2 separate regions of the Homo sapiens genome follow, and region 1 is linked to region 2. Evidence: read pairs that join two places in POLR2A ChIA-PET (ENCODE). Cell type or tissue: HepG2. All regions are shown on one strand. Each heading gives the region's core, and the rest is flanking DNA. Links, peaks and the distances in the headings are about the cores only.

Region 1 (9,594 bases), core at 1,074-9,073, 280 kb before region 2:
CATAAACGGAGCAGTCAGTCTTCCCTGATTAAAATTCAGCCAGGACTATTCCAACCCCTAAAGCAGTGCTTCTCAAAGGTTCCCACACTTTGGAATCACCTGGGCAGGTTTTATAACTACTGGTGCATGGCTCGCATTCCCCAGATGTTCTGATCTAGTTGGAATGGGATGTGACCTGGGCGTTAGAATTTTAAAGGTTTCCCAAGTGATTCTGATGTGTTGCAAAGTTTGAAAACCATTGCCAAGGCGCAGTAGCAGCAATACTCACAGGACTAAACTCAATGGCAATACTCAAGGGAGTAATACTCAACGGCAATACTCGAGGCAGTAACGCTCAAGAGCAATACTTGAGGCGGTAAAGCTCAAGAGCAATCCTTGAGGTAGTAATGCTCAACAGCAATACTCAAGGTAGTAATGCTCAACAGCAATACTCAAGGTAGTAATGCTCAACAGCAATACTCAAGGTAGCAATACTCAAGAACAAAACTCAAGGTGGTAATACTCAAGAGCAATACTCAAGGTGGTAATACTCAACAGTAATATTCAAGGTAGCAATACTCAACAGCGATACTCAAGGCAGTAGCACTCAAAAGCAATACTCAAGGTGGTAATACTCAAGAGCAATACTCAAAGTGGTTATGCTCAACAGTAATACTCAAAGTAGTAATATTCAACAGCAACACTCAAGGTAGTAATACTCAACAGCAACACTCAAGGTAGTAAAATTCGACAGTAATACTCAACAGCAATACTCAAGGTAGTAACACTTGACAGCAATACTCAAGGTAGTAATGCTCAACAGCAATACTCACGGTAGTAGCAGCAGTGCAACTGCTAAGGGCTTACAGAAATGCAAGGCCCCACCCAAGCCAACTGATATCAGAATCTACATTTTAACCAGAGCCCCAGAGAATTTGAGGCCTCATTAGCACACAGAGTTCAAAGCCCCTGAGGACAGAATACCACACAACCATTCTAGCTTGGAAACCCCCCACTACCACCAGATCTCTGGCTTGGCTCCGGTTAACCCCATCTTTCCTTCTGAGAACTCTATGGCCCTGTGCTTTTGTTCATGCTGATTCCTCTACCTGGATGCCCTTTCCTAAGCTCTGTGTAAGAAAATGACTGCTCATCTGCCAAGCCTTAAGCATTCAGGTACCATATTTTGTTCCAGTCTCCCAGGAACCACTCCTCCCCTCCTGCCACTAACCATTAAGGATACTCCAACTAAAGCAGGGTTTCTTCAAGGTAAGGACACCAACTCTGCAGGCAGATACGCCCAGATGCAAAGTCACCTTCCACCACTAATTTCCTTTTTTTTCTTTTTTTTGAGACAGGATCTCACTCTCATTGCCCAGGCTGGAGTACAGTGGCACAATGCCAGCTCACTGCAGCCGGACTCAGGTGATCCTCCCACCTCAGCCTCTCAAGTAGCTGAGACTACAGGTGCACACCACCAGGCCCGGCTAATATTTTTGTATTTTTAGTCGAGATGGGGTTTCACCCTGTTGCCCAAGCTGGTCTGGAACTCCCGAGCTCAAGAGATCTGTCCACCTCGGATTCCCAATGTGCTGGGATTATAGGCCTGAGCCACCACGCCCAGCCTAATTTCTTAACAAAGTAAGAAAACTATTGCAATGGTTTCTCAACCGTACTCCACAATATCTCCTACATTTTATAAAGGGAGCAATCACAGTCCCCCTGATTAATAATGACCTTGGTGTCCTGAGACTTAAACCTCTCTGAGATTCAGTTGTCTTGTCTACAAAATGGAGATGATACTGTCTATCTCCTTAACAGTGTGAGAATTGAGATGATGCAGGTAAAATGCTTGGAAGACTGCTTCATGGGTGTTCGGCACAGAACGCATAGGACTCAGAGCTTACTATCCTCATACGGTGATTCCCAAACTGTAAATCATTTAGAGACCTTTGAAATTACTGATGCCTGGCTCCTCCCAAAGTGGGCCCCGGGCATTGGCATTTTTATAAAAGCTCTCCAGGTGAACCTAATGTGCAGCACATTGGGGGAACCACTGCCCTAATACATGATAGGAAGAAGATATCAATGAATGAGGGTGATTGTCACAAAGAATTACTAAGACATATAACCTTTTCCACACCTGCTCCCATGACCCCCTAACTGGCTGCCCTGCCCCACCAATCTCACTCAACTAGGAGAAGGCCCTGCCCAGGAATCACAGACTCAAGCTTCTATAGGACATTGCAGGAAAACTCAAAGTTCCCAAAGCCCCCAGAACTCCATTCTCCAATCCCCAAAGGTGTGTTCCAGCCAACTAGATAACGGAACAATGAAAACAGCACCCATAGGAGCCCGTGGGTGACACACAGGGTTAAAGAAGCCCAACCAAAGACTTAAGACCCCCAAGTGAAAGGTAAATGGACTCACACAATTGTCTTTTATGGTCTCCCTTAATTACCTAAAAGAACAGTCCATGCTGCCGAACAGGCCTGGAGAAAACCTTTCATCTCTCCCTTACCTCTCCCCTTGAGACTCACCGGGTTGTCTTCAATGTATGAAAGGCTCTGTCCAGGAATGCTAACTTTAATTTACCATCCTCTAAGGAACATGAATTGAGAAGCTAAACAAATTTGACAATGGCCCTTTACAGCTTTAAGTACGGGCAAAAAAGAAGCCCATCTCAGGGACGTCATGTGAGCATCAGCTCAAGAGGGTTAGGGCAAGCAGTAACATTCCCCCTTGAGGAACATTTTAAGGTGGGTGTTTCCTCAACACCCCAGGATATGTTCCTGAAGCTTTGGAGACCCATCCCTGGAGGCTGGCATATTGTGTTTTCTGAGAATTTCCAGAAGCCCACACCCTTCGGTGGCAGGAGATGCCTTTCAACAAGGCACCAAAAGGACATGTATAATGAATGCAGGCGAGAGTCTCCAGGGCTGAAAACCTAGAACCACAGAGGACTCTTGCCAGCAACTCTGATCAAGAGATGGCAGTGATTTGCTGAGACCTCTCAGGAGGTAATGCAACTCGGAGACAGGGAAGGCTGCTCCAGGCCAACTTCCCCATCCAGCTCAAAAAATGGTGATGACCTGAAAATCAGGACAACTTGGAAGGAGTATCTTTATTTAGAGGGGAGCACAGGAAGCAACACAGGAGGGCCCCTTGGACCCCAGATGAATTCTCATCACTATAAAACTAGACTTCCGGCATGGGCAATATAGTGAGACCCCATCTCTTCAAAAAATTTAAAAATTAGTCGGGCCTGGTGGTACCAGCCTACAGTCCCAGCTACTTGGGAGTCTGAGATGGGAGGATCGCTTGAACCCAGAACGCAATGGTTACAGTGGATTGCGCCACTGTGCTCCAGCCTGGGCAACAGAGCAAGACTCAGTCTCAAAAACAAAAACAAAACAAAACAAAAAAGATGAGATTTATAGAAGCCTGAGGCTATTCCATGAGCAGAATTTTGAGGCCACACCTGGGTTGAGCAACTAATCCCTGAGCTTAGGAACAGAAAGATGAACAAGGGAGCCCTAGGAGTCAACAGATGCCCCAAACCACAAGTCACTAAAGGAGGGAAAGGAAGGCTAAGCACTTTCTCAAACTGTGGCGCTCCCAAGCATGGTTTTAGGCAGTACAAAGTGTTACTTTAGCCGTTACGGGATTATACTAATGTGTATTAAAAAATAAATAAATAAGTAGCACATCAAACCTATAATTTCACAGGTGTTAATTAAGGATTACAGTGAGACTGAGTTTAAATAAATGAATCAAATGTTTGAATGCATCAAATAAATAATAGCACAGGTAGTATACAGTTATGCCAAAAACCATGAAGGCGTTATAGCGATAAGGGATGCTTGAGAAGCCACACTAAAGAATCCAAGGGGAATTCTGGCAGCATAGTGCTGATATCATCAGGGTCTCAAGACCCCACAGAAAGGTGACGCTGAGTGCCGCTACGCAGAGAGACAGGTGTATCTGGGGGCACTGAGAGGCTAAAGGGCAGCTTCACGATGCTGGACACTGACCAGGAAGATGTCCAAGGATGCTCTGAGCATACACCAAAAAGGTACCCAACGCAGGTGTGGGGAAGATGACCATCCCCAGAGTTGAATCGTATGCCAAATAGAATCAGGGCCAAAATGGGTTTGAAAACCTCTCATACAGAGCTTTGGATGAAAATCTGAAAAAAGGAGCATTGCAGAAAATGTTAAATTAAACAACAACCAAAGTGTCTGCAAAGCTCAGCAAGAGATCAAGTGGAGAAGACGATGGGTCGCTTTCACTTTTGCATGTGATGAAATTCTCATCTCAGCCCTCAGCCCTGAGGCCCTCTCATCGCTGCTATGTCTGGGCTGCACGCTTCCCCAAGCCCCAAGTCAAGCTGCCTGCCTGCCCAGGCTTCTTTGAATTCCATCAGAATTCAGAAACACCTCGCTAAATCAGGAACAGTCAGGGGCACAGAGACACCACGCCAAAAGGCAGGCAGATAGCAAGTCCCGGAATCGGGGCAAGGATAACTTCAGAGTCTCATCCCATGGGGCTTCCCCTCCCCAGATCCTCTCTTTGGGCTTCCTCTACCCCTCATCATGCCCTCCTACAAACATCTTCTCCCCCAAGTTTTCACACTTCCAAGGAAAATGGGGAAAGGGAAAAGCAGCTCTGACTACAGCCTGAATTCATTCCGAATGTAAAAGAAGCCCTCTTCCAATATTGGGGTGCATTTCCAGGAAAATGTGGCAGAATCACTCTGTTTACTCCAGCCTCGGTGATGCTGCCACAACGCAGCACAACCTTCAGTCAAGCTATTAACTTGAACGTTGAACTTCACAGCCTGGCTGTCTTCCTCAGCCTTCCTTTTGATGTTACCTCCAAAGCAAAAGATCAAAGGCTTTGAGTGTGGTGAGGGGAAGTCCCAAGCTCTTAGCCTACCAGCCTGTGATATATGTTAAAATCCTGGCCAAAAGAGAGTGAGCAGGAAAGGGAGCCAGCTCCAGAGGCCTGGGGTGGGCAGGGGGCAGGGGATGGAGGCTAGAGAAGGAATGAGGTTGCCCGTGACGGAGGCCTCAGGGACACACAACCCAAGTGCTTCAAACACACAGAACCCCCCAGAACGAAAGCGCCTTGGCAGGCATCACACGCCCCCACACACCTCTAAGAGAGCCAGATGCTACCCCATGATCCTTCTCTCACACAACGTGCCCCCATCCAATCATCCAACAAACTTGGGCTCACAGCCTAGGAAGAAAGCATTTGTTAACTGAATAGTCATCCCAGGTAATACACAAGGACAGAGATGCCAATGCTGAAGGGAAAGGAATGTAGTTTTAAGAGGGTGCAAAACACAGACAGGAAGATGTCTCCCTTAAGGGTGTGCCACATAAAGGACGGAAGGAAAAGGGCAGGTGCATCAGTGAGGACAGCAGGTGCAGGACTGGAAGTGGGAAGGGCAGGAGGCTGGAGAAGCTGAAAGTGCCAGCGTGGCCGGAGGGGTGAGCAGAGGCTGGCCAGCTGCACAGGACTTCCAGCAGCAGCACAGCCCTGTCCTGGGCTTTGCCCCACAGGGCATGTTTCTTATGAAGAAACATCCAGAGATGCCAACACATTTCCATTTGGGAGTGGCAAGCAGACATGAAATTAAAATTAAAACACCCATGATGATCCTATGCATATGAAGTTGGAAAAGAAAATTCAGTCTATGGCTATAGGAATCAGAAGTAGTTCCTTCTGGGAGACGGAGTCTGAAAGGGAGCAGGAAGAGCCTCTGAGATGCCAGAAAAGTTCCTTATCTTGATCTGGGTCGTGGTTACACAGGTAACACAGGAAAACCTCACAGTCCTAGATACCTAGGTCTGCGCACTTTGCTGTAATTTATACCTCAGTAAATATTAATAGGGGAGGAAAGGAAGAAAAAAAAATCCATCACTGGCCCCTGCTGCCTGATCCTCCAGCGTGAGGGATTGAGGCAGAGCCAGGCTCTAGAACATCACACTGAGTGAGCCCTCGGGCTGTGCTTGTTCTTACCCTGCAGAATGGGCTGGAAATACAAAAAGTAAGATTCAACTAAGAAAACAAACAAGCCTATCTCTAGCCCCTTTTCCCCTTTTAGAAACAGAAATTTGGCTAAAGGGATAGAGAAATTCTTATGGGACGACTTTCATTACGGCAGAATGTGCTGTTTCCCAAGTTGCCGCCTCTCCCAAGTTCCATTTTATTTCTTATAAGAAAAGTCTCTAAAAGGAATCAGAGACTCTTAGGGTCAAATTTATCCTGACTCTCCCCAAATCTAACAAGTTCTTCCTCTAGGAGACCAACAGAGCCGTTTTTCTCTCCTCCCCTCCTGGTTCTGAAACATTCCTATTGGAATGTTCTTTTCTTACCTCTGTGGATCCCCTGGACCAGTTTTGGTTTTTATTTCCCAGAACACAGAACACCTACATTCCACATTTAAACAATGACACTGTGACCGGCCCAGACAGTTCAAAGAAAACAAATCTGACAGAGGGAACTACCAGATCCATCAGCTAAAATCCTGGCCCAAACCACTCAAGAGTATTTTTTTTTCTTTCCTTCCTTATTCCAGGCAAGCAATTTGGGATAACGATGAGGACAAACACTTGGAGAATGACTTCCTCCTCCCCCCCAGCCAACCCCTTTGCAGACCACCTTTCTGGAGCAAGCCTCACCCCGAAGTACAAGGAGGGGCCACACAATCTCAAACCCTTGCGCAAACAGGGTGGCAGGGGGTGAGATAACCACAACCGCATCCTTCGGGCAAGCAGCTCAGGGCACTGTAGGAGCCACTGGGCTCTGCTAAGGGGTTGTCGAGATCAAGGGGAGAGGGTGTCTCCCAAAGCCAGAGCTGAGCCCAGCAGGTCACACCCACAATGAACCTCAGAGTAGAAAAGGACTTAGAATTCAGCCAGGTCATGCTCCCTGCCTACAGTGAGAAAATTTAAGACCAGCAAGATGGGGCACCCCTCCACAGCTACCCTGCTAGCCAGCAGCAGAGAAGGACCCACCTCTAACCCATCTTCTGAGACCCAGTCTTTCTCCCAGCACCTCCCCACAACATGCACAGTGCTGACGGGATCGTGGGAGGGCCCTGCAGCACACACATTCATAATGGGCCATTGGAATGATCAGGCGGCGTGGTAGACCACCTATGACACCGTCTTCAGCGCTAAGAACCTCATTCATGCATGCATTCATCATTCCTGTTTGACCCAACACGTGCTAGGTGCCAGGAAATGTGTCTATGGTCTGGACGGTCCTAAAACAAAAGCCTCCCCCTTCCCCTGAACCGAGGCAGCTACAAGAGGCTTACAGAGCAAGACTTTCTGAGGCATCAGAAGGAGGGGTTAAGAAATGGAACCCTAGGCTGGGCACAGTGGCTCACACCTGTAATCACAGCCTTTGGGAGGCCGAGGCGGGCGGATTGCCTGAGGTCGGGAGTTTGTGACCAGCCTGGCCAACACGGTGGAACCCCATCTCTACTAAAACACACGAAAATTAGCCGGGCATGGTGGCGGGTGCCTGACATCCCAGCTACTCAGGAGGCTGAGGCAGGAGAATCGCTTGAACCCGGGAGGCGGAGGTTGCAGCGAGCCAAGATGGCACCATTGCACTCCAACCTGGGTGACGAGAAACTCCATCTCAAAAGAAAAAAAAAATAAAAAAGAAATGGAACCCTCAAAAGTATACGTCAATTCACTGTGGGAAATTTTATGCTAATTGTCTGAAGACGTTTAAGATTGAGTCACAACTGGGAGAAGAAAAATGCCAGACAGAGAAGCTTTCCTACAAAAAGTAAAATTTTTGAAAAGAAATTTGTTATTTCATTAGTCTGGTCTATGACATACCTGGACCTATTCATCTCTTGGGTGTGAAATACAAGCCAAGGACCTTAAAGTTCCACTGTCCACGTGCTGCACATTCTCCAGGGGAAGGACTGGTGAATGAACAGTTAAACTTTAACTTCCACACCCATCTGCAGCTCCATCACGGCTTCCTAAAATATTAACATGGCTTGCCTGGAGTCTACAGAGACCCCATACTTCCTCTGGCTTCAAATCCATCCTACTCCCTGCCCTGCCAAGACTCTTTGGGCTTTCTCTCCACAGTGGCTCACACTGTTCTTCCTGCCCCAAACAGCACTACACCCCGGAGACTTCTCTACTTACAGGCACTCTTCTTTCCTCCAATAAAAAGTCCGCCCTCTCTTCAATGAACTGGTGGAATCTCTTCTCAGTCATTAAAGCCAAACTAACTGATACTGGGCAATCAACTTCCCTGTGCTACCTAGGGCTCTGTTTCTTCAGTCTGTGACACCCCAATGGGAAACTTAGCTCTGCTTGATTCTCCCAGCCTCAAGGGTACCTAAAATCCCTCTAAAGGTGTATGTTTCGCCAGGTTCTGCACTCAAAAGGTGCTCCTCTATGGTCCCTGTTCCCCGTGGGTGTGTACACAGCTTCCAGCTTCCTTCCACCAAGCACAGAGCCTGCTGAAAGCCATGGTGGCCTACACCATCTCAGGGAGTATATTTTCAGCCGAACAGAACAGGGCTCAGATCCTGACGTTGATTGATACTCGCTGCCTGTGGGACCTCAAGCAAGTTCCCTAAAAGAAAAGTTCCTCACCTGTTTCATTTCATGAGAATCCCATCCACGGTCCTCAGAGGGCTGGAGAAGGGACAATTGCTATGCTCAGTGGTTGGCACAAAGTAGGTTATCTTGATAGATGAGTTCCCTCTTCACCTCCCCTACTTGCCCATAAATCGTTTGGTAAGTTACAAGAAGCAAAGATAACATGATGCGGGCTGGGAAACAGGATAAGAGAGGGCAGGGACAGGGAAATAGAGGGCAGTCATTCTTTCTGAGCCCAAAAGTGGGAGGGATCCAAGCCCAACCTCAGAGACCATCCCCAAGCCATGCTGAGGCTCTGGGGACAGCTCGCTACAAAGCAGACACTACTGGCACCACATGGGTGGCTGGGAAACAAAGGCCCTGGCAGCCAAAGGGTCTCCAGGGGCACGTGGGTGAGATCCCACAAAGAGAAGGCATCAAAAAGAGGCCCCAAATCAAGACCTGATCACACATCAGCCACAATAAATAATGTTTGCTCAAAGGTGGGAGGTGGGGGGAGTTGGAAAGAGACAGGCCCTTATTGGAGAAGGCCGACTTGCATATCCAATGTGGAAGAAAAGCTTGTTTTGTATGTTATACAATGGAGACATTGTTCACAAATGCTTTGCCCATACATAATCAGGCCTGCCTCTGGTTATTACATAAGTCTCTGATAGTTTGAGATTCCAAAAATTAATTTATTTCTATACTTATTCATAAGAATAAATATTTCCTTTTATTTTTGTGTGCATACACGCACACATATCCATGCACAGAACACCACAGGCTCTAAAATGAAATTTAGAGATGAGCAAAATGTATTGACATATGAAATTGTTCAAAATGATTCTATCTAAAGGGATGGTGAACTTTGACTTCTTCAACACATCCTCCTCCAAGAAAAAGTGGAGGGATAATGTGGTTTTTATTTTCTTTCATATCCGCATTTTTTTTAAGAACAAGTCTCAAAATAGAAGCAAAGGCA
Region 2 (9,594 bases), core at 842-8,841:
TGAGCAGAATCACCTGGTCCCCAGTGGACACACTCCTTCCTAGCTGCTATTATGCACGTTTTGCTGGGAAGGCTGATAGCCTTGGAATTGGAGGTATGTTCTCTTCTTGGGGACCATCCACCTTTACTGTGTCAACTCTGGCTGACCTAGTAATGTGAGCAGTCAATCTGCCATGTGAAAACATATCAGAGGGAGGGGAAAAAGCAGCAAAGTACATCCAGAGAGAAGCATGTGGGTCAGGAAACAGTAAGAAAAACTTTCTGGCATTCATATTGGTCATCAGTAGCCCAAGGGGAATAAAGGGTTTCCTGATGCTCAGTGCATCATCAGGAAGATTAATTAACATTTGTAAAGGCCACACACAGTGTGAAAGGCCCAGTAATGGATCTCCAAAAGCCACAGTCCCTGCTTTCCAGAAGGTCATGAAACAAGGAGTGGAAAATATTCCCTAGAAGACAGAGCTGGATGACCTCGACCATGAAGAACATTGCAAAGAAACGACCGGGCTTGTCTGGGATTCTCTTCATTCTGAAGTTGAATCTGATCTGACAGATGTGGTGAGTAATTAAACCCTTGTCCATTCATAGTCTGAATGCTTGCACTGCACAGAGAATGGGGCAGGAATAATGAGAGGCACAGCCCCTCTGGGACTATTCAGGAGTGCTCAAATTTGCATGGTCACATGAACCCAAAGGAAGTGGATTATGCTGGCCTGGCCAGGAAGTAGAGACAGCCAAAGATTTCTGATTTGCATAAATCCTAAGGCTGGAAGGCAGAGAGGCTTAAAGGCTCTCAAAAAAGGCCAGATGTAGCTGCCTTCCCTAGAACCCAGCACATCTCTGTAGCTAGATGCCTTCTCACAAAGGCTGTACAGGTAATCAAACTTGTGATGTCATTTGCTCAAAAGTTTCATAAATATGTACTGTTAAGTTCCCCAAAAATGTGATTTTTACAAGTGAAGTTGCTGTACAGTCTCCTAGGGAATGGATTCTTTTAATTAGCTTGAAAAAAAGGTGATTCGGTAAAGGGTAATGCATTTTATTATGATTAATGCTGTCAAATAATTTCTAATGGTGTGACAAGGTGCTTAAGTAAAGAATTGTTTGTGGCTTTAAAAAATAGTTAATGCCTCTCAAAAAGGATTATTTTCTTTTTAAGTTTCAAATGAAGGCTACTAATTAATTAATCCATTTACATAAAAATGTCTTGGATCAGCTACCTGCAAAGATAAAGGATGAAATCTATCCTCTAATTGGAAAAAGAAAAACTGCTATAAAATATGTGGAATAAACATATGAAAGTAATCTACAAAAGGCAAATAGAAGTCATTAATTAAAAACTGACATCAAAAATTTCATTTCATTCTATGCAATATTAAAAATATTGGTGATGTCATATACTTAACTGAGTAATCTTCCTAAAATATGCCTTCTCATGTATGCTGTTTTATGCAGTTTTTTTTTTTTTTTTGAGATGGAGTTTCACTCTTGTTGCCCAGGCTGGAGTGTAGTGGCACGATCTCGGCTCACTGCAACCTCCACCTTCCAGGTTCAAGCGATTCTCCTGCCTCAGCCTCCTGAGTAGCTGGGATTACAGGTGCCTGCCACCATGCCTGGCTAATTTTTTTGTATTTTTAGTAGAGATGGGGTTTCGCCATGTTGGGCAGGCTGGTCTTAACTCCTGACCTCAGGTGATCCACCTGCCTTGGCCTCCCAAAGTCTTGGGATTACAGACGTGAGCCACCGGGCCTGGCCTTATGGAGTTTATTCACGGGAAGTCATGCAAAACTACATGGTGGTTTCAAGAAATTGGACTGAAATCTCCCTTCAGTTTTTCCCAAAATGTAGCTAACTTCATGTTATCTCCCAGATTCATAGACATCAGGCAACCAAGCTTGGTGAAAGCATTCCAACTTTTGCTCCCTTCAGTTCTGAACGAGTGCTACCCTTGATATAAACAGTCATTACAGACCCAGAATGCAACAAAGAAGGCAGATATTTACTAGTGAAAAACTGAAGTTCCTTAATCACTTTAATATATATAATCAAATGGAAATTATATATTACCCAGACTAATTATATATAATTTCTTGGCATCAGGTATAAACTATTCAGACTATCAAGGAAAAAAATAAAAAGATGCTTCTTTATAGCAGAATTTTTATTATAAAATATATCTCACAGCAAATCCCATCTTTTTAGTATCTGGTCTTTAGTCTTTGATGATTTCAGTTTGTTTTTCCAAATTTTTTTTCCAAGCTGAGGCTGTGCTGCCATTTTTGCAATTGGGATTGGTATTTTTATGATCACTTACTGGATTTATTATACGGTGGTTGAATAAACTGCTGACAAGAAAAGTGGAAAGGGAAAGAGAGAAAAGAGGAGAGAGTTAAAAAGCCAAGGAGATGGAAAAAGAAGAAAAAAGAGGGAAGAAAGAACAGGAAGGAAAGGGGGAAAGAGGTTAAAAAAAAAATCCTAAAAGTAGATGTTGTAATACATAGGAAAAAGAAACTCGGGCACCTGTCAAAGGGACTCCATGTGTCAGTGAACTGCAGGAGGTGACACTTAGGCATCCTGGCTGTACATCATCCCTCACTCTAAATGAATGTAAAGGTAGATCTTTATTCTTTTGGACTGACAAGATCACGCCACAAGGTGACTATCAATTGGCAGGGACTTCAACTTTACAAAGTTGTGCTGAAAGACAGAATTATCAATAAGCTCCTGAAGACACATTCTCACCAGGAGAAATGGAAAACTCAGGTTCTAGCCAAGTCCTTAAGAATGCAGAGGAAGGAGGGTCACAGAATGGAGGAAATCTCTGGTTTGCTGGTAGCTGTAACCTCTCCCCCTTAAAAAGCCCATCTTCACCTTTAAAATAATGCAGATTGTTCATGTATTCTTTGAAGGAGCTTAACATGACTTGTACAAAAGGCCAGCATAATTTTCCAGCTGTTTTGCTGAGAAATATGCCCTCTTCTATGGTCAGTGAGATTCAGCTCCAGAGAAGTGAAATAACTCAATCCAGGTGTTGCTGCTGGGGAGAGAGGTCCTGATGTTGGGGCCCCTGGATTGGAGGTCAGCATGCCCAGCCTTTGGCTGTGGAACTTTCTGGGGAGTATCAGGTTTGCTACGCACAAAGAGGGCTGGTAGAACTCTCCTGATCACAAGACATGACACTTGCCAGTACCACTAGAGCGCTGAAGAGGCGCAGGTTTCCTTTTCCCTGTCTTTGTAGATTACACCAAGGGTGTCCAGCCTGCAATCAGCTGATTTGAAAATGGAGTGCCCACCTGACTGTATTTCAATTGCTTCATATCCCCATCAACAACAATGGATCAGCCCACAGGAGGTGCTGACCCTTCACTGCTTGTGCCTCGTAAGAGATCTCTTGGAAGTGCTCATCAATTTGCGTGTGTTTTTCTTGTTACTTCTGTTGTATATTTCGCATGTGGTCTATTTCATAATGAGAAAAGTCTTCCTAAGATTCTACACAGAGCTATAACTTCTTAACCTTATGGAGTCTAAGTTTCTTTAACTGTAAAATTGAGACAGTTCCTATTTGTGGGGATTGTTGATAATTAAAAAATAAGCATGTTGCTTAGCACAAAAAAGGCACACAAGAAGTGGTAAACATCACAATTACTACCACAGAAAAAGAAGTGCAAAAAGTTGTTTAGGGCTATGAAAACATCTTTATTTTCATATTTTTATTCCCAGAGGTTTAAAATGTTCAGGTCTGTTTGCATTCTTTTTGGTCTCTGCTGCTATCAACACATTATTTAAAGAGTGTTAGAAAAGTTAATCCAAGAGAAACACACTTTTGGTCATTGGCCTCTTTAAGTGACACCTTTTTCATTAATTATTACCTTTCAGTGACAGTGCTGTGGCCAATTTCCATTCCCTCTGTTGGCCTGTATGAGTTCTAGGGTAAAAAGTGGTTTGGAACCTTTTTAGTCAAGGAGCAAAGAAGGCTATTTTTTTAAACTTTTAAGAAAAAAAATCAAAACCACCCAAACCAAAACCCCTAAAAGGCATCATGGTTGTTAAGGCTGAGAAGTTAGACCTGGTTCTGAGACCAGCTCGGCCACTTACGGAGGGCATGATCTGAGTTAGTTGTTTCCTTACTTATAAAATGGTATAATAAAAACATTGATCTCTTAGGCCTATTGTGCAGATTAAAAAAAAATCTACTAACATAAAATGCATAGCCCCATGCCTGGTACATACAATGGTTACCATAATCATGCTACTATCAATAACCATAAAACTCCATACAGGAGTCAGGGCATTGGTGCAGTGAACATTTGTTGTTAGATATTGTCCGAGAACACTAGGGGTAGCCTGAGCCCCTAATTACCCCCAAGTATGATTCTATTTTTTTTCTTCCATTTCAGGAAATTCATTTGTACTTGAAAATAGTCATTAAGCTGAGCCCTTTGTGATGCATGTGTTTAAAAAATGTGGTGGTGACACCTGGGTTATCAGTCTCTTTATTTGCAAAGACAAAGGTCACATCAGACTTTAGCTATTGTGCATTTCTGGGCCCACATACTGTGGACAAGCTCCTTTATCCCTTCAATGTCCCATGCATGGTAAGCAGGACAACTGTTTCCTTTTTATTAGATAGGGCAAACGGCCTGTGTTGTTCAAAAGGGATGTTAAAAAGCAAAGTTATTTCCACAAAATTTATAGCTCACTTAGTTGTTGATAAACATAAACCAGGTGTCACTCTTGCAACACATACCCAGACACCCTCTACTACTGATTTCACCAGCTGTGCAACATATTCTCAATTTTTCTTCTTTTACTTTTAGCAGATAATGTTTCTGAATCCACTCATTTTGAGGGGGGTGGGGGGAAGAAAAGAAAGAAGGAAACCTGTCTCTTTACGCAGGGACTGGTTCCACAGAACCTGAGAAACTTTCCTGAGGTAAAATCCCTTTCTCTGGTTAGTGAGACAGCCGGTGACTTCGGGTTCAGACTGTCCCCCCAGCAGCCTGCTGTGTCACAGATGTGCTGCTAGGGGTGTGGAATGGACCCTACTGGGTATGGGGGTGGTGAAGAGGGGCTGTGAGGTTGGGATTAAACCCCTCCTTAAGTTGGTCGGTCCTCAGGCCGCCTGGTAACTTTCTACAAGCCCAGTTTTTAAAGGCAAGATTTTCAAAGAACAGATTTTACTAATTCTGGATCCTTAGGGAAGACAGAAAGAGATGACATAAAGGGGTAAGAGAAGGGAAAAACTAGGCAGAGAATGCATGACCATATCTCGTTTGCCTTTCATTTATAATAAACTCTTATTCTGTCAATTAAGTAAATTATATTCTTCCCACTGTGACTATCATTATACTTGAGACCACTCTAGTTTTTCTGCCCTGTAAATGGATCACATTTGTTACTGACTTGTTAATTCATACAACATGTACACTGAAATACAAACCGTCCCGAAAGCCTCACAACTTCCACAGTGAGGACCAGCTCTTTAAGATTATTCTATTTATTTCACATTCTATGAGAATATTCAGTGAAGTTAATGACTGCTTATAATTTATTTCCTATCATATTTTTTTCATGTAAGTAGCTTCAACTTCCTAGGAATTATAAAAAAAATTTTTTTTTTCCCTGCAGGGTATCATTAGGGAATAAATGTGGTTTCTTCTTTTGGGCAACAGTTTTGCTCTGCTCACCTTTCAGCAAAGATTTACTGAATACCAACTCTATGCCTTGTTCTAGGTATACTTTGTAGAAGTATAGAGTGGAGAAAGACAGGCTAAAACAACAAGGTAGTAGGGTGAGTAAAGGTACTCTGGGTTTCATGTTGTTGCTTCTTAGACTATCTGAAATGAAGGACCAGTTTGTGCTTTGGTTTTTAATTTCCAACCTGTTGACAACTGATGGGGGGGCCTTTTTGCATGACTGCTATGCAGCTCCCACTGCGTGCAACTCACCTTGTGAACTCATCAGCACCCAAAATGCTTTGTACCCTATTCAATGAGACAAGTCCAAGGACCATATGCTTGCATGTTGTGACCACATCAAATTGCTATAAATTTTTTTAGATGCCTGTTCTCAGTTTCTACATTTATGATGTCACGGAATGACATCAAATAGTTCATAGACTGGCACCAGGAGTACTTCTATACCAAAGAATAAATAATGTTGAGTGGAGTGATTTGAAACTGACCCCCCGGTATCAGCTATATGCCTTCTTGTTCAGACTCACCTCCAAACCCTGCAGCCTCCAACAAGCCAGTGCACATCAGGATCTAGTCTATGAAAACAAATGAAACTCCAAGATACCCTGAGCTCCTTGAAGCCCATGAAATTGTCTGTAAAATTTTGTGTATATGTACATTTTTCCAGAGAGAGGTTCTATAGTTTTCATCAAATGTACAAATAGGTATGTGGCCTCAAAATGGTTAAGATAAACTAACTCCTTAACACTTTTTCATTACCTGGCAACCCTAGTTAAGAATTTCAACTTGCAACTGCCCATGCTTCCTAGGAAACACACACACCTGAGGGGATTGTTGGTTTTATGAAGCCTTCCTGGGTCTGGGGCCAGGACTGCCTGTTTCCATGGTGTTTCAAAGCATGGTTGTTCTGGGTTAAGAACAAGACTAAATTTGTCTACTGACGGCTTGGACAGCAACAGGAGGTTGACTCCCTTCAAGAAATAAAAACATAAAAATAGTCTGTGTAAGAAAGGGTACCATTATTCTTCAACATTAGAGAAGTGTTCCCCACTCTGGTGTCTTAGAAGCCCAGAGATGAGCTGGGGTATCTGATTTAGAAGGAGAGGATGAAGGCATTGAGAGAAGCAGCAGGATCTGGTTGGAGAAGGAGGTGGAATCACAGGGAGCACTGGCCATTATAAGACTGTGTGGGGAGGGAGCATCCAGGTGGAACCAGATGCCTACGGACAGCAGGACGATGAGATACCAAGGAAGACTGCGTTACCACTCCAACATAAACATAACCATTTCAGGGGAAATCTACCCTTGGTGTCTAGACTGAAGTCTTTATATACTATTTCCTAAGGAAAGGAATCAGGATTCCTTGTAAAAATAGTTGCTTCCAGGTTTGGGCCAGGAGCCTATGGCATCTTATCCTGACAGAAAAGACTAGTGGAATCATGTTAAAAGGCAAAAGAGGCAACTTGAAGGGGATCTCACCGATCAAAGAGTAATGGATGGACACCTATAAAATAGATAAAAGTCCAAGGGTTTATATTGATGCTCAAAACAAACAAGCAAGCATCATTGATCACTTTTGCAGGTTGCTGGTGCCATTCAATAATCTGAAAACTATTTAATAAACAGAGGCATTTATGCTGCTTTTCTGATATGAACTGTATTTCAGAGTAACCAAATAGTTGATGATAGTAAGCTTTTCTATATGATAGAATAATAGCTAGTAAATGCAAACTGAATGACAGAAGTGAACATTACCATGTTGTAATCCCTAATGAATGTTGGCAGTGATCATCAGTGGTTGCTAAAACTATTATGTTAACAGGTTGATAGAGAACTTCATAATGGATGAAAGGCTGACCACACCTGAACCCACTGATCAATCTTGATCTCAATAAATGTAATGCAAACAGATGTTATGTGCCTCCTGATGTGATACAGTTGAATTTGCATCTCATTAAGTCATTTGATCTAAGTATTAATTTACAGAAAGTACAGAGGAAATATAAACATGTTAAATGGCACCATGGAGATGCAATATTCAAATACATAAAATGAACATTTTTACAGGACGATAATCTACAGGACAAAAATTTTTACAGGACAATTTCTTCAACAAATAAATGTAATAAAAACAGGAGGGCGATCTGTAATAGATTAAAGAACGTTTAAAGACAGATCAACCAAATGCAATAGATATACTGTGTTTGCAGCCTGATTTAAACCGTCCAGCTATTTGTGAATGCTTTGGAAACAATTAGGAAATACTGAACCCAGACAGGTTATGCAGTCATTTCTAAATAGTGATTACGTTTTTTAAAAGTTATGCTGTATGTTCTAGAGATACATACTGAAATATTTACAGGTAAAATCAGACATCTGGGATTTGCTTTAAAACACTCTAACAAAACAAAACAAAAAGAGGAGAGAAGGATAAAACAAGAAGGGTGACATGTTGGTAGCTGTTGAAGATGGGTGTTAGAGACATGTGGGTTCATTACACTATTTTGTCTCTGTGTGTGAATTTCTGTAAAAAGGTTTTTGTTTTTTTTTCTTTTTTTTTTTTTCAAAAAAAGGGGGGATGGGGGAAGGAAATCTCACAGAATATAAAGCAAGCAAGACAGGCAAGCTAATGAAAACACAACCCTTATCTATAGAGTTTTTGAGTTCATGTCCAAACTTGCCCCAGCTCTGGGGTCTGAGGGAGGGCGAACACAGATTACATGAGGGAATGCACTCACTGCTCTCTTAGTGCAGGGTTACTAGGTGCATGGGAATTCACGGGGAAAGAGCAATTTGTGCTGAGTTCATAATCCCCAAGAGAGGTCAGGGCAGCTTTCTGATTGGTTGGAGGAGATAGAGCCTTCCAGGATCTACCCTGGAAGAGGCAAGCAAAAGGATCCCAGCCATAGTTTGGTGTCCTCTTTAACCTCATTCCCAGGGCAAATCCAAAACAAGTACCAACAGTACCATGCCATCTGGAATTCTATAATGCACAGCTGGCAATATGTCACGGTAAGCAACCCTCCGAACTGTAGATGATTGGCATATTTAAAGGCCACACACATCTTTTCTTCAGCTCTCTGTCTATCCTCTTATATGTTATTAATGCATGTAATAAATTTGGCCTTGGACAGGGCTTGGTTAAAGGCAATAACACCATACTTGATACAGAAATGACCTATTGGGACCTGTAATATCTCTGTGCCAGCTTTTTTCAATTAAATGACCACAACTAGCAAACAACTATTAACATGGGGACTGTGTGGGATACAAAGATATGCAGTGTCTGCAATGGTGAACCACTAAATGCTTGTAGGAGAAAAAGGGAAAAAAGTTTCTCATATAAGTTCTTGAGACAAAGATGTTATTCAGCTTTACAATCCTTTGAGCTCCTGCTAGGAATATTCCACCAGTGTCCACAATTGCAGTTAGAGGCTATCTTGATAGAATCTGTGTGCTAGAAAACCTGTAATATGCACATAATGTCCGCTCTTGCCCTGAATCCCAGAGAATGGAGGACTATTGCTACTGTACTCTCAGTGACTAGAGCAACTTCAAATTATTCCTTCATCAACTGAAAACTAAATAGAAACTATGCTTAATTGTGTTCTTTGATTTTTCTCTGAGGCTATCCCACATATTCAAATTATATTTACTTTTTAAACGATTAGGACACTGGCATTTGGAGCCCTTGCTTCCTATTTAGCAGTAACCATGCTTTCCAAACCACAGGTTTGATCAGCAGGGTGGGCCATCTGAAATTGAGATTGTCCTGAAGATTCAGGAGGTCAGCCTGCCGCATGCAGTACATGCCTTTCCCAGTTACGAAACAGAAACCCAGCCTGACCCTTCAGTCCGGGCCCCCACCTTGCAGAGCTATGGCCTGATCTTAATGTAGA

What was found. Peaks named below come from ENCODE experiments on the same cell type or tissue, not always from the same donor. Only the 100,000 strongest peaks of a DNase experiment are listed, where the experiment ranks them.
Region 1: POLR2A ChIA-PET joins it to region 2 with 11 read pairs; 2 of 35 experiments call an interaction of 5 or more read pairs at or near these places.

Annotation. Positions count from the first base shown.
Region 1 is chr10:113,002,743-113,012,336 of GRCh38, reverse strand. The region is part of intron 4 of TCF7L2 (transcription factor 7 like 2); the gene reads right to left. Among named protein-coding and RNA genes, the nearest start is that of SNORA87, 38 kb to the left of the region's middle. RefSeq lists a silencer at 4,773-5,067 and enhancers at 4,565-5,285, 5,286-6,006. In HepG2, for the core only: no CTCF peak of the experiment used is centred there; a DNase peak (open chromatin) is centred at 4,856.
Region 2 is chr10:112,723,452-112,733,045 of GRCh38, reverse strand. All of the region lies in intron 7 of VTI1A (vesicle transport through interaction with t-SNAREs 1A), which reads right to left. Among named protein-coding and RNA genes, the nearest start is that of MIR4295, 94 kb to the right of the region's middle. RefSeq lists an enhancer at 197-698. In HepG2, for the core only: no CTCF peak of the experiment used is centred there; a DNase peak (open chromatin) is centred at 4,525.